Regions from separate parts of the Homo sapiens genome. Here region 1 is linked to region 2. Evidence: chromatin loops called from intact Hi-C (ENCODE). Cell type or tissue: ascending aorta. All regions are shown on one strand. Links, peaks and the distances in the headings refer to the core of each region. The heading gives the core; the rest is flanking DNA.

The links. Peaks named below come from ENCODE experiments on the same cell type or tissue, not always from the same donor. Only the 100,000 strongest peaks of a DNase experiment are listed, where the experiment ranks them.
Region 1: it touches region 2 in a loop (2.1-fold over the local background); 8 of 110 quality-filtered maps call a loop at or near these places.

Annotation. Positions count from the first base shown.
Region 1 is chr2:9,486,586-9,496,480 of GRCh38, reverse strand. It overlaps IAH1 (isoamyl acetate hydrolyzing esterase 1 (putative)), which reads right to left. Exons shown (of 6, transcript NM_001039613.3): 6 at 6,739-8,334. The coding sequence ends at 8,152. It overlaps ADAM17 (ADAM metallopeptidase domain 17), which reads left to right. Exons shown (of 19, transcript NM_003183.6): 15 at 1,714-1,844; 16 at 2,656-2,734; 17 at 3,495-3,583; 18 at 5,330-5,380; 19 at 5,963-7,995. The coding sequence ends at 6,304. Among named protein-coding and RNA genes, the nearest start is that of IAH1, 17 kb to the right of the region's middle. In ascending aorta, for the core only: no CTCF peak of the experiment used is centred there; no DNase peak of the experiment used is centred there.
Region 2 is chr2:9,541,751-9,551,645 of GRCh38, reverse strand. ADAM17 (ADAM metallopeptidase domain 17) reads left to right here. Exons shown (of 19, transcript NM_003183.6): 2 at 8,361-8,493. Among named protein-coding and RNA genes, the nearest start is that of ADAM17, 9.1 kb to the left of the region's middle. RefSeq lists an enhancer at 9,692-9,871. In ascending aorta, for the core only: no CTCF peak of the experiment used is centred there; no DNase peak of the experiment used is centred there; H3K27ac peaks cover 1,336 bases.

The DNA.
Region 1 (9,895 bases), core at 865-8,864, 55 kb after region 2:
TAAACCATGGGAGTCGATGAGGGAGTTCTCTTGCTTTCAAAATAGACAGAGAGCCAGGTGTGGTGACTCACACCTGTAATCCCATCACTTTGGGAGGCCGAGGTGGGCAGATCACTTGAGGTCAGGAGTTTGAGAGCAGCTTGGTCAACATGGCAAAACGCTGTCTCTACTAAAAATAAAAAAAATTAGCCGGGTGTGGTAGCGTACACCTGTAATCCCAGCTGCTAGGGAGGCTGAGGCAGGAGAATTGCTTGAACCCAGGGGGCGGAGGTTGCTGTGAGCTGAGATTGCGCCGCTACACTCTAGCCTGGGCAACAGAGCGAGACTCCATTTCAAATAAATAAATAAATAAGTAAAAAATAAAATAAATAAAAGACAAAGAACCCGGTAGTTAAATAAAATCACTGGGTTGGAAGCTCACCATCCATACAGTGGAGTGAGGAACTCTTCCAAGTTCAATAATGTGTAGGTAAAGAAGATAGGTTGAGGGCAGTGTCTCACATCTATAATCCCAGCACTTTGGGAGGCCAAGGTGGGTGGATCACTTGAGCTCAGGAGTTGTTTGAGACCAGCCTGGGCAACATTGTGAAACCTCACCTCTTAAAAAAAAAAAAAAAAAAGGTAACACGTAGCAGATGCCAAATAAATCTGTTGTGTTGAATGCCAAGAGGCTTGGGGTGCTCTGGAAGGACAGAGCCCGACACAGTAAAAGTCCAAGAAATATTTTATAAATTAGTGAATGATGAAAAGGTTTTCTTTTTTTTTTTTTGAGATGGAGTCTCACTCTCGCCCAGGCTGGAGTGCAGTGGCGCGATCTCAGGTCACCGCAGCCTCCGCCTCCCGGGTTCAAGTGATTCTCGTGCCTCAGCCTCCTGAGTAGCTGGGACTACAGGCAAGCACCACCACATCTGGCTAATTTTTTTTATTTTTAGTAGAGATGGGGTCTTGCCATGTTGGCCAGGCTGTTCTCGAACTCCTGGCCTCAAGTGATCTGTCCGCCTTGGCCTCCCAAAGTGCTGGGATTACAAGCGAGAGCCACTGCTCCCGGCCTTTTCTGAAAAGGTTTTCTTTTTGCTTGTTTTTGTGTTCTAGTTGATTTCTTTTTCTCCTAAGTATGGTTTAATTTTCTGGCATTTCTGCCATTCTTATGTATGCCCACATGGCTCACAGATGCCCGGTGTTTTATCCTGTGACCTGTCAGAGCTGTTCTTGGGAGGAGTTGTGGAGCTTTGGCTGCAGGGCTCATGCTCCTGGGGTCACTGAGCTCCCCACCCAAGGGTGGACAGTTGTGTCCCAGCTGCTCTCGCTTTCAGGGAGCCAGTGTGGGCCCTGAGGGGCACACTTTAGACTGAAAAACCAAGGATTGAAGTCAGCAGGGTGACAAGAAAGTTGGGACAAAGGGAAGCATTTAGAAGAGCATTGTGAGGGGCTTGAAGGGGAGAGAATAGTTAGACTTTGAAGAGAGGTCTTGAATCTAGAATGGATTTTTCTCTGCATTTTTTTTTAAACCTTGTGGCCTCTGTCACTGAAGGCTGAGGAGTGTGACCTCAGAAACTACTCCTTGGTGGGGGCTATGGATAGTATTAGCTATTTAAATAAAAAATAAATGTGATTTCTTACCTCTTTGGGAGCATGGTCAGGGAGGAAAGAGGAGGCAGGAGGAGAGGCAGGTCTCAGAACAATCCAGCTGTCAATGCGTGTTCTCTGTTCCAGAAACTGACAACTCCTGCAAGGTGTGCTGCAGGGACCTTTCTGGCCGCTGTGTGCCCTATGTCGATGCTGAACAAAAGAACTTATTTTTGAGGAAAGGAAAGCCCTGTACAGTAGGATTTTGTGACATGAATGTGAGTATTTATGTACAGCTTTTTCTGTAACAGCCAGATAGGAAGTTTTTATTTTGTAAGTACTTGATTTTGCAGATGAAAACAAATCAAAACACAAGTGGGGCTACATCCTTCTGGCCCATTGTTATCTACGGGTATTACTTAGGAGGAGAAGACGGAGTGCTTTCAGGTCCCTGCCTGTAGTTTCCTTCTGTGGTGGGAGGCTTTGAGCCCAGAGACTGAGAAGGACTGGGGTGGGGACTTTATGGTAAAGTTGGTTGGTTTCAGGCAGTGGGTCCTAATTATGTTTTCCTAGATTACTTACAGAACTGACTAAGATTGCAAAATTATTCAGGGTGTGATTTTGAAACAGGTGCTGAATGAGTAGGAAAGACCTAGAAGGCTGCTTGACTTACTTAAGCCAGACCCTTTTGTTCTCTAGAGAAGCATAATTTTTCTCATGCAGAATGATGGGAGAGGGTTTTAAGATTTACGAGGCTTCACAGGGAGTCTGGCTGTGTTGTTCACTGTCCACTGTGTATGTGTAGAGTCCTTACTGGAATGCCTCATCTTTAGCAAACTGGTTTCCTTGATTTTTGTCTCCTGGTAATTCTAAATCACTTGTAAAAATGGAGTAATTATGAAAGTGTTAATGACAGATGTTCTACTTTCTTGGGTACTCATTACGCGGAAGTTATTGCCTTGTGTCAAAGATGGGAAAACGTTTGATTTTAATGAAGCCCTTTACATGTCAGTTATTTTTATAAAGCTACATTGCTTCTGAATACATTGTGTTTGGGAATGATGCTGTATGTATGTTTTTTCTTCATAGGGCAAATGTGAGAAACGAGTACAGGATGTAATTGAACGATTTTGGGATTTCATTGACCAGCTGAGCATCAATACTTTTGGTAGGTGATTTCCCCAGATTACTTACTGAGAGCTGAGTCAATTTCTGTGATGACATTAGAAAAGTGTGCTTTCAGAGTGATGTGCTTTAATTCTGCAGTAGAAGGTGGAACTATTCACAGCTTTAGTTATGAAACAACTTTGTTGGCTAGAATAAAATGAACTCATAGATAGTCTGTCCCCGTGGAGCTTGGATGCACAGATTTTCTGACAAGGGAAATAAAGTCAAAATACTGGCTTCCTTCTTTACCCAAAAATATCCATGTGATTAGCATAAGCATAGTTTAATGCTATAGACTGAATCCTGATTGATGTAAGAGTGTTTATTTGACTGAATGCTATATACTGAATCCTGCTTGATGTAAAAGTGAGCCTCATATTTTGCAGAAGCAGGGTATATCATGTTGTCACGAGTCCATAATTTAATCACAAAAATAATATCCAGGTAACAAAAACTTTGTCTTCTTAAGCATTTACTAGTAGTAGCATTCCATATTAATCTGTTGACACAGCTACTCCAGGTAACATGTTGAATATTCTGCAATCTCTTCCTGTCAGCCAGTATATGAGGGCTATTTCTTTAAAAGCACTTGGTATGGAGAGATGGTGTGGTGTAATACAGGCAGCACAGACATTCTGCTCTCGGTAGTATGTCTAGCCAGCAGCTCTGGCATTTGACACAATGGTAATATCCTAAGAGCATTTCACTTTAGATTTGTGAAGTACTTGGTCAAGACATTAACTGTTTGGAATTGTTCACAGGAAAGTTTTTAGCAGACAACATCGTTGGGTCTGTCCTGGTTTTCTCCTTGATATTTTGGATTCCTTTCAGCATTCTTGTCCATTGTGTGGTAAGTCATCAACTTTTAAGTAATTAAATGTTTTATTTAAATTTTGATCAACTCCAACCATGTAATCTCTGGAAAAGGTAAAACTTGTTCTTAGCAAAGTTTGGCCTGATATTTCCAATAGCTTTTTTTGTTGTTATTCCTAGGGGAACATGTCTTGTAGAAAGCTTAACTAATGGTCTTTTAAAAAAAATACTATTTTTGTGTGTTGGTGTTTTAATATATAAATTTCTTAGGAATTTTATACTTTTAAGCATAGGAGACTGTTTAACTGGATTTGTCCAGGTCCTTTGATGAGTAAAGCCCTTATTGAAGAGCATTTTCAGGCTGACTTCGTTGCAATAGAGCAAATATCAAACATCGGCATTTCAGATGTTCCCCATATATCATGTAGATTATTGGCAGCAGATGGCTATGTCTTCAGCCTTCTGCACAAATAGGATGTAGGGACTGGGGCCCAGCTGTCATATAGAGTATTTACATCTTCCCCAAAAAATAAGAGTAAGCAGTCTTTTCTGTTCTCATTCAGAATCAGTAACAGCTACAAGTTGAATTGGGCTTTGACTAAGGAACTCCTGGTCCTTTATAAATTTGAGGCCCTTTTTCATAAATGTTCTTACGAATCCATTCACTTGCATCTGTGGGGAATGGGGATTTGTCTGCTGTAGAGATGAGAAAGTCACACCCAGGCTTCCAGACTTGTTTTCCCAAACTCTTTCATAGTGGCCTTCCTATGAGCATTTAAAAATTCCAGCACAACTCTGATGACAAAGGAGTTTTTCCTACTGCCTCCTTCCTTTCCTTTCCTGCTGGCTTCTCCTGCCTAGGGGCCATCTCACAGAGCAGCTCTTCCTCAGGGTGGTGAGCATGATGGGTATAGGAAGATCTCTAGGGAGCACTTGTGCTGAAGAAAGCTGAAGGTGACGTGCTTGAAGCTTTGACAGATGTCTCTGGATGACAGTGCCATCCATCACGATTGCTTCTATTGGAGGATGGAACCTATTTTGTTTACAGGGAAGTTGCACATGTGGACAAGGCACGACCCTTGATTTCAGAGCAAAGCCTCCGATAGGAGGGAGGGCCATGGCTTGTTTTTGGTCATAGAATGCATTGATGGCACCCAGACAGGAAGCCTAGTCCTGGATTCTTGGTCCTTGCCCTCTGTCACCTATTATGCTTCAGCCACAGGCAGGGATGGGGCAGCAGATGGCCATGTGGTTAGCCTTCTGCAGAAGTAGGATGTAGGGATTGAGGCCCAGTTCCTCCAGCAGAGCATGGTCCACAGAAACTGTGGAGACAGCTAAGAGAGTGAGGCCATGGGCCGGGGCAGTGCGAAGAATGCTGCAGGCCCAGCCACCTGGGTCTTCCTACCAGTTGCCCTTCCAGTCAGTGCGGTCCTGGTGTACCCAGCATCTGGGACATTTGTCATTTCATGCACAGGAAGATGCCTTTATTATTCCCCTGCCCACAGAGGGATAAATTTCTCAGAAAACATAGCACTTAAACCTTGCCTCTTTCTGTACTTAACGCCAAAATGTATTTCCTTTGAGTGCAAAGGAAACACTTCTAGACTGGTGGCATAACTAAAGCTTGGGTGAGAAATGGATTGTCATCTGTTGAGCCTGCTATCACTTTCTACAACTCAGGTTCTAAGTTCTTCAGTTAGTGTTAGGAATAGCCTGTGATGAAATAGTACTCACTAACTGAATTGTATTTGTAGGGAATGACCTTCTTGCTGTTTCTTTCTAGGATAAGAAATTGGATAAACAGTATGAATCTCTGTCTCTGTTTCACCCCAGTGTAAGTATACCATATGAAAGAAACATAATCTTCGCCTGGTCTGAGGCCCTGTTAGGCAAAGACCTTCACCTGACCCAGCAAGAGCTTTCACTGGCTGATGGAAGGTCATGTTGCAGCAGGAAGGGTCTAGGTTGGAATGTTTACCCTTCTGACAACAGTGATGGTGAACTTCGATTAGTTGCATGGATGGACATTTAAAGAGCTGTGCTGTCCCCTTCCCAAGCCATAAGGAGTGATTTAGCCATTCAACACTTAGTTAATATTTTGAGTTCAATTTCTCTCTTGGGATCTTACCTTGAGAGGTTTGAATCCTCTTTTGGGTCTTCAAATGGTAAGTAAGTTTTCAGGATGCTTGAAAGCTAGTAATTACTGTTTTTGCCATTAAAAGTAATGGCATTAATTACTTTTGCACCAACCTAGTATTTTTTAGTCACTTAGGTTGAGTGAGCCTCACCTAGCACTTTTTTCTTAGCATCACAGTGCCAACAGAATAAGAGGCTGTTTGATGGGTAAGGGTGGAGCTGTGAGGACCTCCGATTCATCTTTTATTCCTATCAATCAATTGAACCCATGTCTTTGCAGAACGTCGAAATGCTGAGCAGCATGGATTCTGCATCGGTTCGCATTATCAAACCCTTTCCTGCGCCCCAGACTCCAGGCCGCCTGCAGCCTGCCCCTGTGATCCCTTCGGCGCCAGCAGCTCCAAAACTGGACCACCAGAGAATGGACACCATCCAGGAAGACCCCAGCACAGACTCACATATGGACGAGGATGGGTTTGAGAAGGACCCCTTCCCAAATAGCAGCACAGCTGCCAAGTCATTTGAGGATCTCACGGACCATCCGGTCACCAGAAGTGAAAAGGCTGCCTCCTTTAAACTGCAGCGTCAGAATCGTGTTGACAGCAAAGAAACAGAGTGCTAATTTAGTTCTCAGCTCTTCTGACTTAAGTGTGCAAAATATTTTTATAGATTTGACCTACAAATCAATCACAGCTTGTATTTTGTGAAGACTGGGAAGTGACTTAGCAGATGCTGGTCATGTGTTTGAACTTCCTGCAGGTAAACAGTTCTTGTGTGGTTTGGCCCTTCTCCTTTTGAAAAGGTAAGGTGAAGGTGAATCTAGCTTATTTTGAGGCTTTCAGGTTTTAGTTTTTAAAATATCTTTTGACCTGTGGTGCAAAAGCAGAAAATACAGCTGGATTGGGTTATGAATATTTACGTTTTTGTAAATTAATCTTTTATATTGATAACAGCACTGACTAGGGAAATGATCAGTTTTTTTTTATACACTGTAATGAACCGCTGAATATGAGGCATTTGGCATTTATTTGTGATGACAACTGGAATAGTTTTTTTTTTTTTTTTTTTTTTTTGCCTTCAACTAAAAACAAAGGAGATAAATCTAGTATACATTGTCTCTAAATTGTGGGTCTATTTCTAGTTATTACCCAGAGTTTTTATGTAGCAGGGAAAATATATATCTAAATTTAGAAATCATTTGGGTTAATATGGCTCTTCATAATTCTAAGACTAATGCTCTCTAGAAACCTAACCACCTACCTTACAGTGAGGGCTATACATGGTAGCCAGTTGAATTTATGGAATCTACCAACTGTTTAGGGCCCTGATTTGCTGGGCAGTTTTTCTGTATTTTATAAGTATCTTCATGTATCCCTGTTACTGATAGGGATACATGCTCTTAGAAAATTCACTATTGGCTGGGAGTGGTGGCTCATGCCTGTAATCCCAGCACTTGGAGAGGCTGAGGTTGCGCCACTACACTCCAGCCTGGGTGACAGAGTGAGACTCTGCCTCAAAAAAAAAAAAAAAAAAAAAAAATTCACTATCTACAAACCTAGAATATTTAAAATACAAAGATTGCCTGTTTTCAAACACTATTGAATAAGAGGGTGAGATATTTCTTAACAACAACAACAACAAAAAAAACAGGTTGTTTTGAATGTGATGAGCCAGCCAGGAGATAGAATACTACCTGCCCTTAGGGTTGGGGGCTGTCCCCACAAGACTTGATACTTCAGAAACCCTTTTTATTGACCCACAAGCAGATATTTGAATTACTTCTTACTTTATTGCTCCAGGATTCTGGATGGGCTGCATTTACTGTGTGAAGGATAAAAATCATTAGCCTGGATTCTGATTTCTATAAATTGCCATTAAAAGCTTTTTTTCCCCTAAGAACTGAAATGTGCTCACCAGCCAAAACATTTTAACTTGTAAATTTTGAGGGCAGTTAACCAAACCTGTGACTAATCATATCTCCTCCTACCCCCCATTTCCAAGGACATTTGTTACTCAGATACTTGTTATACTAATACTTGAACTTGTACCTTATGGTATTTGCTATCTTTTAACTAGTCATGATATTCTTATACTTTAGTTACACTTTTGGAATTTGATACAAGGTTGAGTGGGGTGTGTGGGTGTATGTATGAGTGAAACAGTTCTCAAAAGAATGTAAGAAAAACCATTTTTATAAAATTGTGACTTTTTAAAAACATAGTCTTTGTCATTTATAGAATTAACAAGCTGCTCAGGGTATATTTTATAGCTGTAGCACTGATATCTGCATTAATAAATACTGTCGAAACACAATGGACCTAAGTATAAAACTTCCCTGAAAAATCATCTAATACTTTTATTATTAATATCAGTGGCAAAGGTTTAAGCCTGAGGAAAAAAGCGTACCTCTACGTATTGACAACTTTGAGTTCTGTAGATAACAAGCAGATTTGGGTCTCCTGTGATTGGCTAATGGTCTCCATCTCCCAGCAGACTTAATTCAGGTTTTGCTTCTGCTACATCCCGCCAGTAAGGAAGCAGCAAAGGTAGAGAAGAGACCTTTTTCTCTATCAAAGGCCAGAGATGCGAGAACAAAAATTCATTCCCCTTTGGAGACAAATGTAGTCCATCTGATAAATAAGATGAGAAGTCCTAGAAGGGAGAGAAATCGGTTAAAGGTGGGTAACTGGCCACGTGTGGTAGCTCACCCCTGTCATTCCAACACTTTGGGGCCGAGGATTACTGGAAGACAGGAGTTTGAGACCCTGTCTCTACAAAAAATTTTAAAAATACAAAAATTAGCTGGGTGTGGTGGCAAACACCTGTATTCCCACCTACTTGGGAGGCGAAGATGGGAGGATCACTTAAGCCCAGGAGTTGGAGGCTACAGTGAGGTATCATTGCACCACTGAGTTCCAGCCTGGGTGATAGACTGTCTCCCCCCACAGCGCGCGCGCGCGCGCGCACACACACACACACACACACACACACACACACACACACACACACAAAAAGGCCGGGGAGGGAGGGTATAACTTTTCTAAATGCCAGTGTGTACCATTCTCTCATTTGTGGCCCTGCGACAGAAATATCACCAGCCCCTTTCATTGTAGGCATCTGACCAGAGGTGTCTTGGACTACAGTAGCACTGATGTGCTATTTACGTAGGTGTTTGAACACACAGAGAACCCTGACTAGTGCTATAGTGCTGTCTCCATATTATAGAATTGAGTTTCATGAAAGTCACTCACCATTAAGTGAGCTGGGACCTCATTCCAGGTCTTCTGAATCATATGACATGATTCTCAGGTTATTTGAAAGAACCTTAACAGGTAAATATGGCCTATTAACGTAATCAGCAAAAATGAAAAATTTGGTATTAGGAGTGTTCAGGGGCCCCATGAGTCAATATTGTTTTTGACTCTAGGCAGGTTTTTAGGCAGAAAGAACTTCTACCATCTAACCTAGAACAGTAATTGCTGGGACACAGGAGTCCAGTCTCCCTCCCATTGCCCTGAACTCAAGAGTACATATTTAAAAAGATACACATATTTTTGGAGACAGGGTCTTGCTTTGCTGCCCAGGCTGGAGTGCAGTGACATGATCATGGCTCACTGCAGCCTCAACCTCCTGGGCTCAAGCGATCTTTCTAACCTCAGCCCCCTGAGCAGCTGGGACTACAGGCACGTGCCACCATACCTGGCTACCTGGCTAATTTTTGTGCTTTTTGTAGAGATGGGTCTCTCATTATGTTGCCCAGGCTGGTTTTGAACTCCTAGGCTCAAGCAATACTCCCACCTTGGCCTCACAAAGTATTGGGATCACAGGCATGAGCAGCCATACCAGGCCCTGAACTATAAGAATTTTACCCATACAGCCATTTCTTTCTTGGGGAAGAATCTCACTAGCCAAGAGCTCTGTTAGAATCTGGGTGGCCAACTAGCTTATGTGACTTTTTTTTTTTTTTTTGAGCTAGAGTCTCACTCTTGTTGCCCAGGCTAGAGAACGATGGCACAGTCTCGGCCTAATTCAACCTCTGCCTCCCGGGTTCAGGTGATTCTCCTGCCTCAGCCTCCCAAGTAGCTGGGATTACAGGTGACTGCCACCACGCCTGGCTAATTTTTGTATTTTTAAGTAGAGATGGGGTTTCAACATGTTGGCCAGGCTGGTCTCGAACTCCTGACCTCAGGTGATCCACCTGCCTCAGCCTCCC
Region 2 (9,895 bases), core at 958-8,957:
GTACTAAAAATACAAAAAATTAGCCAGGTGTGGTAGCAGGCGCCTGTAGTCCCAGCTACTCGGGAGGCTGAGGCAGGAGAATGGTGTGAACCTGGGAGGTGGAGCTTGCAGTGAGCCGAGATCGCGCCACTGCACTCCAGCCTGGGCGACAGAGCAAGACTCCATCTCAAAGTAAGTGAATAAATGAAACATAAATGAATTTTATATTTAGACTTGGGTCCCATCCCCAAGATACCTCATTATGTATATGCAAATATTTCAAAATTTAAAAAATTCTGATGAATGAAACACTTCTGGTCTCAAGCATTTTGGATAAGGGATGCTCAATCTGTATCTCTTTATTTACTCCTAAAATCAGCCAAGGAAATGGGCATCTCTCCGTTCCCCCCCTTCCTTTTTTTTTTTTCTTTGTTGTTACATGAGTTGTACTGGTTTCACTTCATTTGACAGTGTTCTGCTAATGACTAGACGTGTATCTCTGACCTGGACTTGTTCTCTGGAGTTCATATTCAGCTGCCCATTTGGCACTTCAAATATAACATGTCCAAAATTAGTTACCTTTTTTTTTTTTTTGAGACAGAGTCTCACTGTCACCCAGGCTGGAGCGCAGTGGCGCAATCTTGGCTTACTGCAACCTCCACTTCCCAGGTTCAAGTGATTCTCGTGCCTCAGCCTCACGAATAGCTGGGATTACAGGTGTCCCCCACCACGCCTGGCTAATTTTTTTTTTTTTTTTTTTTTTGTATTTTTAGTAGAGATGGGGTTTCATCATATTGGACAGGCCTGTGTTGAACTCCTGACCTCTGGTGATCCACCTGCCTCAGCCTCCCAAAGTGCTGGGATTACAGACGTGAACCACTGCCCCAGCCAGTTACCTATTCTTTTGATTACAAGAATGAGTAGCTGGACACAGTGGCTTACACCTATAGTCCCAGCACTTTGGGAGGCTGAGGCCGGCGGATGACTTGAGGCCAGGAGTTCAAGACCAGCTTGACCAACATGGTGAAACCTGTCTCTACTAAAAATACAAAAATTAGCCAGGCGTGGTGGTGCGTGCCTGTAATCCCAGCTACTGGGGAGACTGAGGCAGGAGAATTGCTTGAACCCGGGAGGCAGAGGTTGCAGTGTGCCAAGGTTGAGCCACTGCAGTGCAGCCTGGGCAGCAGAGTGAGACTCCATCTCAAAAAAAAAAAAAAAAAAAAAAAAGAATGAGTATCGGATACAGGTTTAGCCTAGGACTAGGCAGGGCTGCTGGTAATTGTGGAAGTAGTCTCATTGCCTAACCTGAAACTTGCATCCTGGTTACTGGTCTTGCTGGAGAGTCTTGGCTCAGGTTACGTCCCAGGTCTGTTGAGGAGCTCTTGATAGGGAATTAGTTGAAGCAGCTCATACTCTATCCTCCTTTACTGGTATAAATCCATAAAATTGTTTAGTTCCCAGGCTCTGGGGTCCCTGGCCTAGCAGAGAGCACTGCTCCCTTTTTCTCATTCCTTAGTCCCAACAACCCGCACCTGACACTTACTACACGTGGCCTGCTTCCCTGTCCTGTGTGTTTTGGGGGGTGCTGAAGAGGAAGGCTCCTGTGTCTTCAGCACAAACACAATAAACACTTCACAGCAGTACTGGCTTTATGTTTTCCATTTCTGATATCAGAAGTAGGAGCATGACATTGATAGTGTCATTTTGGGGGAACTTTTCGTACTTCATGCAGCAGAGCAGTGAAGAGTGAGCTGAGTGCCTTGGGGTTCTGCAGTACACTCTCAAGTAGTATTTTAGGAAAATGCAATTTGCTGAAAAAATAAAAGAAATTAATGTAAAAAATCCACAAGCTGGGCGCGGTGGCTCACGACTGTCATCTCAGCATTTTGGAAAGCTAAGGGGGAAGGATCACTTGAGCCCAGGAGTTTGAGACCAGGCTGGGCAACATGGCAAGACCTTGTCTCTACAAAAAAATAGAAACAAAAATTAGCCAGGTGCGGTGGCATGTGCCTGTGGTCCCAGCCACCCGGAGGATTGCTCATGCCCAGGAGGTTGAGGCTGCAGTGAGTGGTGATTGTGCCCTGCACTCTAGCCTGAGCAACAGAGCGAGACCCTGTCTCAAAAACAAAACAAAACAAAAACCCACACGTTTCCAGAACCTTCTCATATAACACTTTATTTACATTGTTCTTAAATACGTGTGGGACGGTTATATACATACCACTATACTTATGTGTATATATGTTGATATACACACAAAATTATATACATAATTTTTGTTTGTTTGTTTTTGAGATGGAGTCTCACTCTATCACCTAGGCTGGAGTGCAGTGGCGTGATCTCAGCTCACTCACTGCAACCTCTGCCACCCGGGTTCAAGCGATTCTCCTGCCTCAGGCTTCTGAGTAGCTGGGATTACAGGTGCCTGCCACCGCGCCTGGCTAATTTTTGTATTTTTAGTAGAGACTGGGTTTTACCATGTTGGCCAGGCTGGTCTTGAACTCCCACCCTTGTGATCCACCCACCTCGGCCTCCCAAAGTGCTGGGATTACAGGTGTGAGCCACTGTGACCTGCCATATACATAATTTTTTAAAGTTTCACGATTAGTTTTAGCTTAAAAATGTCAGCTCTGGGCTTAATGAAGAAAATATGGATATACTTTATGTCAATGCATTAAAGTGAATGGCCATAAAAGCTTATCCCAGAGACAAAACAATTCAGATATAAGAGAAGTGGGAGAGTGGAAGGTTTATCTAATCTTCTGTAGGCAACTCCACAGCTACAACCAGAAGGCCATTTTGTTACAGGCCTGAAAGCCCCGTTTTCTTTTTATTCTTCTTTGAAACCTTTAGAAGGAACAAAGTATTGGCTACTTTTTACCGCTGATGTCAGTGTTAAGAATCTTGTGATAACATAGATTTACTCTCCCTGCTGAAAATCACTATGTGGCTCATCAGTAACACAACTAGACATGATGACTTAATGCAAAGGAAGTCCTATGTAAATGAGCAATGAAATTGCAACTGTGTATAAGGAACAAAATAGAATATGAAACTCCAGAATCTTTTGTTTTCATTTCTGTTTCTCCCAAGGCTCTATCATTCAAAACTCCAGAATCTTTCAGCATGCAATTGTCTCCTGATATCAGCCCCTCTCTTGTTTTGTTTTCTTTTTTTTTTTTTTAATCACAGTGAGCCACAACCTAGGAGTCTTTTAGTGGTTTCTACTTGGTTTGCTCTGCAGCCTACCAGCAGATTTCCTACATTCCGGTCTTGTTCCCCTCTAGCCCATTCTCCACACTGCAGTCATAATGAAATTTCTTTCTTTTTTGGGGGGGATGGAGTCTCACTCTGTCACCCAGGTTGGAGTGCAGTGGCATGATCTCGGCTCACTGCCACCTTTGCCTCCTGGGTTCAAGCGATTCTCATGCCTCAGCCTCCCAAGTAGCTGAGATTATACGCACCTGCTACCACGCCCAGCTAATCTTGTATTTTTAGCAGAGACAGGGTTTTGCCACGTTGGCCAGGCTGGTCTCTAACTCCTGACCTCAAGTGATCGCCCACCTTGGCTTTCTCTCTCTTTTTTTTTTTTTGGATTTTGAGACAGGATCTGGCCTCGTTGCCTAGGCTGGAGTGCAGTGGCACGATATCAGCTCACTGCAACCTCTGCCTCCTGAGCTCAAGCCATCCTCCCACCTCAGCCTCCTGAGCAGCTGGGACTGCAGGTGTACACCACCACGCCTGGCTAATTTTTGTATTTTATTTTATTTATTTTTTTGGTAGAGACGGGGTTTTGCTGTGTTGCCCAAGCTTGTCTTGAACTCCTGGGGCTCAAGCGATCTACCCATCTTGGCCTCCCAAGGTGCTGGGATGACAGGCATGAGCCACCACAGCTGGCCTATAATGAAATTTCCAACTTACAGCTATTGCCATTATCCAAAGCCCAGAATCCCTGATTTCCTTCCATAGCCCTTCATGGCCTGACCAGTGCCTGACTCTCCAGCCTCACACTTCATATTCTCTCTGTACTGCTCTGCACTGTAGCCTCATTGAGTTGCTTTCACGTCTTTAAGTGTTGTGTTCTATTTTTTGTGGAATTCAGCATATGTTATGCCCTTGACCTAAGGCCTCTCCTTTCTTTTCCTTCTCTGGGGTGCTGCCTCATCCTTCTGGTCTTCAAAACCGTTTCCCTGGGAAAACATCTTTGACTCAGCAGGCAGGGATCATGCCCCTGCTGTGTCTGTGCATAACTTTCTGTGGCTACTTCTGTCTTGGTCTGTGATGTACTTTATAATAATTTTGGTCTTTCCTCCAGTGTCACAATACTGGAAGTCTGTTTCTTTTTCTCTGTGTTGTATCCTTAGTGCCTGAAAGGTAGGAGGTTCTCAATAAATATTTGTTAAATAATCAAGTAAATGGAGTCTGGTGGAAAAGAGAAAAAATAAGTGTAGAATGTGTGTGCAAGAAAGGAGGGGTAGGGGGATGAAAAAGATAACAAAAGCACATAACAAAACAACAAAAAGCAAAAACAACAAAAAATGCAGATGACAAAAAAGATAACAAAATGATGACTGCTGTGGCAACTTGTAGAAAGTAAGGAAGGTGCTCTCATTCTAGAGAGAAGTAGGCAGCCATTGTAGTTTTTTAAAGAGAGAATATGGGCTGGGCTCTGTGGCCCACGCCTGTAATCCCAGCACTTTGGGAGGCCGAAGTGGGTGGATCACGAGGTCAAGAGATCAAGACCATCCTGGCCAACACAGTGAAACCCCTTCTCTACTAAAAATACAAAAATTAGCTGGATAGGTGGTGTGCACCTGTAGTCCCAGCTACTTGGGAGGCTGAGACAGGAGAATCGCTTGAACCCAGGAGGCGGAGGTTGCAGTGAGCTGAGATCACGCCACTGCATTCCAGCCTGGCGACAGAGTGAGACTCCATTTCAAAAAAAAAAAAAGAATATGGCCAGACACTGAGCTGAGATAGACAGTGCGGCAGTGTCTGGTATTAACTGTAATAAACTCTACTGTCAGAAGCAGGTGGTTTATACTTAAGTTTATTGAGAGAATTGGATATGGATAAGAGATAAACTCTTGGGAAATGGGGAGAAATATAAATTCTGTTGTAAAGCCTGTAAAAAATTGAGATTACTAGTGGTTAGAATTTTGGAAGTGAAGTGCAGTGAAATATTGAGTACCTGAGAGGTTACTTGTTAGTGAAAACACAATAGCAGTAGTACGTAGCTACAGTTTGGCTCCAAAGGAAGAACTGTTTTTACTATAGTTTGTAATGGCTTCAGAATCTTCAATTTGAGATATCCAGTTATTAAAAGAGAATCAATTGCAGTTGAAATGCATTAGTTAAGTATTTTAAAGTGCTTTAGCAAGCTACATTTAAAAAGTGCTTATTATAGAAAATATACCCAAAATAACCAATGATGTTACTGTCTTGTGCTTATTTTTTCTAGACCTATTTTTATACATAGTTAAGATTATACAATATGAATATTTCTGAAATCTATATTTAACATTATAACATATGTATTTTTCCATGTTCTTTCTTTTTTTTTTTTTTTGAGACTGGGTCTCATCCTGTCACCCAGGCTGGAGTGCAGTGGTGCTATCTTGGCTTACTGCAGCCTTGACCTCCTGGGCTCAAGTGATCCTCCCGCCTGAACCTTCTGAGTAGCTGAGACTACAAGCACATGCCACCATGCCTGGCTAATTTTATTTTTACTTTTTGGAGAGATGAGGGTCTCACTATTTTGCCCAGGCTGGTCTCGAACTCCTTGGGTCAAGCAATTCTCTCACCTTGACCTCCCAAAGTGCTGGGATTACAGGAGCGAGCCACCGCCCTCAGCCCCATGTTCTTAAAAACCTTTTGTGAACGACATTTAAAATAGTTGCAGATTTTTTCCCCTGTCTTTGGAAGTGTTACAACATCCAACCATTTCACAGTTACTAATTTACCATCATTCTGGTTTTTGTCCTTGAAAATAAGGCAAGGCTGAATAATGAACATCTTTGTGGCTAAAGTTTTTTTCTTTACTTTGAGTTGTTACCTTCCTTTAGCTTAGTTCAGTGGTTTTTTCTTTTTCTTTTTTGAGATGGAGTCTTGCCTTGTTGCCCAGGCTGGAGAGTAGTGGTGTGATCTCGGCTCACTGCAACCTCCGCCTCCCAGGTTCAAGCAGTTCTCTTGCCTCAGCCTACCGAGTAGCTGGGATTATAGGCGTCTGCTGCCATGCCCAGCTAATTTTTTGTATTTTTAGTAGAGACAGGGTTTTGCCATGTTGGCCAGGCTGGTCTTGAACTCCTGACCTCAGGTGATCCACCCGCCTCTGCCTCTCCAAGTGCTGGGATTACAAGTGTGAGCCACCATGCCCAGCCAGTTCAGTGATTTTCATATTTGAGTGTGTCAGCCTTGCCTGGAAGCCTTGTTAAACACAGACTATTGGATCCCACTGGGCGGATTTCTGTTTGAGCAGGTCTGAGGGGAGACCTGAGCATTTGCATTTTTAACAAATTCCCAGTTGATGATGATGCTGCTGGTTTGGGAACTACACTTTGAGAACTACTGGGCTATATTATTGACAATGAAACTATAATGTTGAGGTTAAGTTCCTAAGTCAGTAGGAGTGATTATGATCTTGAATGAAACTGAGTTCATGTACCAACCTGTATCAGGGAAATTGAAGAACTAAAGGACCATATTGCATTTCAGCACTGAGAATTCGTGCAGTTTGTGAACATGTGAGTGCTGATATGTGCAAGGTTTTTGCTGAGTATTGTGAGGCAAGGATGTTGTAATGAATAAAAAATAGCCCTTTTTGGCTTTTTTTTTCTTCTTTTGAGATGGAGTCTTGCTCTGTCGCCAGGCTGGAGTGCAGTGATGTGATCTCAGCTCACTGCAACTTCCGCCTCCCAGGTTCAAGCGATTCTTCTGCCTCAGCCTCATGAGTAGCTGGGACTACAGGTGCCCGCCACCACGCCTGGCTAATTTTTTGTATTTTGGTAGAGACTGGGTTTCACCATGTTTGCCAGGATGGTCTCCATCTCCTGACCTTGTGATCCCCCTGCCTTGGCCTCCCAAAGTGCTGGGATTACAGGCGTGAGCCACCGTGCCCAGCCCGGCCTTTTTTCCCCCGCCTAGAGATGGAGTCTTGCTCTGTCGCCCAGGCTAGAGTGTAGTGGTGCAATCTCAGCTCCCTGCAACATCTGCCTCCTGGGTTCAAGCGATTCTCCTGCCTCAAACTAGCTGGGATTACAGGCATGCACCACCATGCCCGGCTAATTTTGTATTTTTAGTAGAGACAGGGTTTCACCATGTTAATCAGGCTGGTCTGGAACTCCTGGCTTCAGGTGATCCTTGGCCTCCCAAAGTGCTGGGATTACAGGTGTGAGCCACCATGCATGGCCTCATTTGGGAAACTTTTGATATCAGAATCTTAGGTTTTTCATTAGAGATTGTCAGATTTCCATATTCCTCTGGAAGGTAAAGGCCTAATTGCTAGCATTCTGGAAGCCAGTTAGGGTAGGAGGGTAGGAGGGTAGGGTATTGGGTAGAGGATAAAGAAGGGGTTTGGGAAAGGTGGGGGGTGTCTCTTGGCAGTTGTATGGTTAAATTGAGTTTTTGTTTTATTTAGTGATATGTGTTTTTTGGGTACATGTGATATTTTGATACCTGTGTATAATATGTAGTGATCAAATCAGGGTGATTGGGATACCCATCATTTGAAACATCTTTTCTGTGTTAGGAATATTACAAGTCTTCTAGCTGTTTTGAAGTATACAATAAATTGTTAACTATAATTTCTGTACTGTACTATCAAATATTAGAACTTACTAATCAAACTGTATTTTTGTAACACTAACCACTTTCTGTTCATCTCCACCACTCCCACTTCCCTTCTCAGCCTCTGGTAACCACCATTCTGCTGTCTACCTCCACGAGATCCACTTTTTTAGCTTCCACACATGAGTAAGAGTCTTTCTTTTAAAACTGGTTTTGTGAGCATATTTAACATCAGTAGCAATAAACTTGTATTTTAAGCTCCTGTTGCTGTATTTTGAGGACCTTCTAAGTCCATTGGAAGGATTTTGAATACCATAGTGTCTGCAGTGATAGTTGTTGAAAGAAAGGGAAGGCATCAGTGCAAATATTTTTAGACAGTTTTTAAAGAGACTCAAGTCACCCAATTTGTCTTCTAAAAATCCTGATTTTGGAAGAGGCAGTGGAGTTTCTGTTGATAAAAAATGATTTATAGTTTGTGCTTGGCACTTCCTAATGGATTACATCAGGAAAGATTTATTGTCTGGCACTCTCATTTTAACGATACTACAATTGATTATTAGGTTTAGATGCTAATACCTTTTTTACCTTTATTTCAGAGAAGCTTGATTCTTTGCTCTCAGACTACGATATTCTCTCTTTATCTAATATCCAGCAGCATTCGGTAAGAAAAAGAGATCTACAGACTTCAACACATGTAGAAACACTACTAACTTTTTCAGCTTTGAAAAGGTAATTTGAATTATTCATGGAATAATGTTGGGGCACTGGGGGCTTGGTTTGGCAAAAACAAAAAAGTAAGGGTATCTACTGAAATCTTGGGAAATTACATTTTAAAGATTTGTAATTAATTTCCAGTATAATGCTTATTCTAAAATTCATACTGGGGCTGGGTGCAGTGGCTCACGCCTATAATCCGAGCACTTTGGGGGGCCAAGACATGTGGATTGCTTGAGCTCAGGAGTTTGCCCAAGCTCAGCCTGGGCAACATGGCAAAACCCCGTCTCTACTAAAAGTACAAAAATTAGGCATGGTGACACGTGCCTGTAATCCCAGCTACTTGGGAGGCTGAGGCAGGAGAATCACTTGAACCAGGGAGGTGGAGGCTGCACTAGCCGAGATGGTGCCACTGCACTCCAGACTGGGCAACAGAGTGAGACTCTGTCTCAAAAAATAAATAAATAAAATAAATAAAGTTCATACTGATGAGTATTTTTAAAAAAGTAAATAGATATTGCAGAGGTGTTAATGATGGTAACGATGTTTAGAAAATTCTAACATAATTTAAATTAATTGAATGCTTATAAAACCTTTTGTTTTTGGTGCTACTTTATAACCATCAATCATGTGCTAAATATTATCTTTATATATGAAGAGATAAAGATTTTGTTCAGGACCCCACAGCCTGGTGGTGAGCTGGGTCTAGATTTTACTGTTCTATTTATTTATTTAGCTAACTAGTTACTTAGTTTCCAGGATTCTTTAACCTGCTTCATATTTATTTATTTTTAAAAACAGGGTCTTGCCATGTTGCCAAGGCTGATCTTGAACTTCTGGGCTCAGGTGGTCTTTCCATCTTGGCCTCCCAAAGTGCTGGGATTACAGGTGTGAGCCACCATGCCTGGCCCAAATTTAATATTCTTTCTACATTGAGTTCCTCTTACTTCTTAGCATAAATTGATGGATATGTTCTATTTCAGTAGTAATTTTAATACCACGTATTGTTTTGCACATTGAAATGTTAAATAATTGCAGGCCTCTTTTTAAAGTCTTTAGGAAGCTTTATTCAGTATCAAAAAACAGACACATGGAGAATTGACTGAATTATTCTTTATTTATTTATTTTTTTGAGAGTCTTGCTCTGTCGTCCAGGCTGGAGTGCAGTTGTGTGATCTTGGCTCACTGCAACCTCTGCCTCCTGGGTTCAAGCGATTCTTGTGCCTCAGCCTCTCAAGTAGCTGGGACTACAGGTGCACAGCACCACGCCTGGGTGATTTTTGTTATTTTTAGTAGAGACAGAGTTTCACCATGTTGGCCAGGCTGGTCTTGAACTCCTCACCTCAAGTGATCCACGATCTCGGCCTCCCAAAGTGCTGGGATTACAGACAGGGGCCACTGCATCTGGCCATCTTTA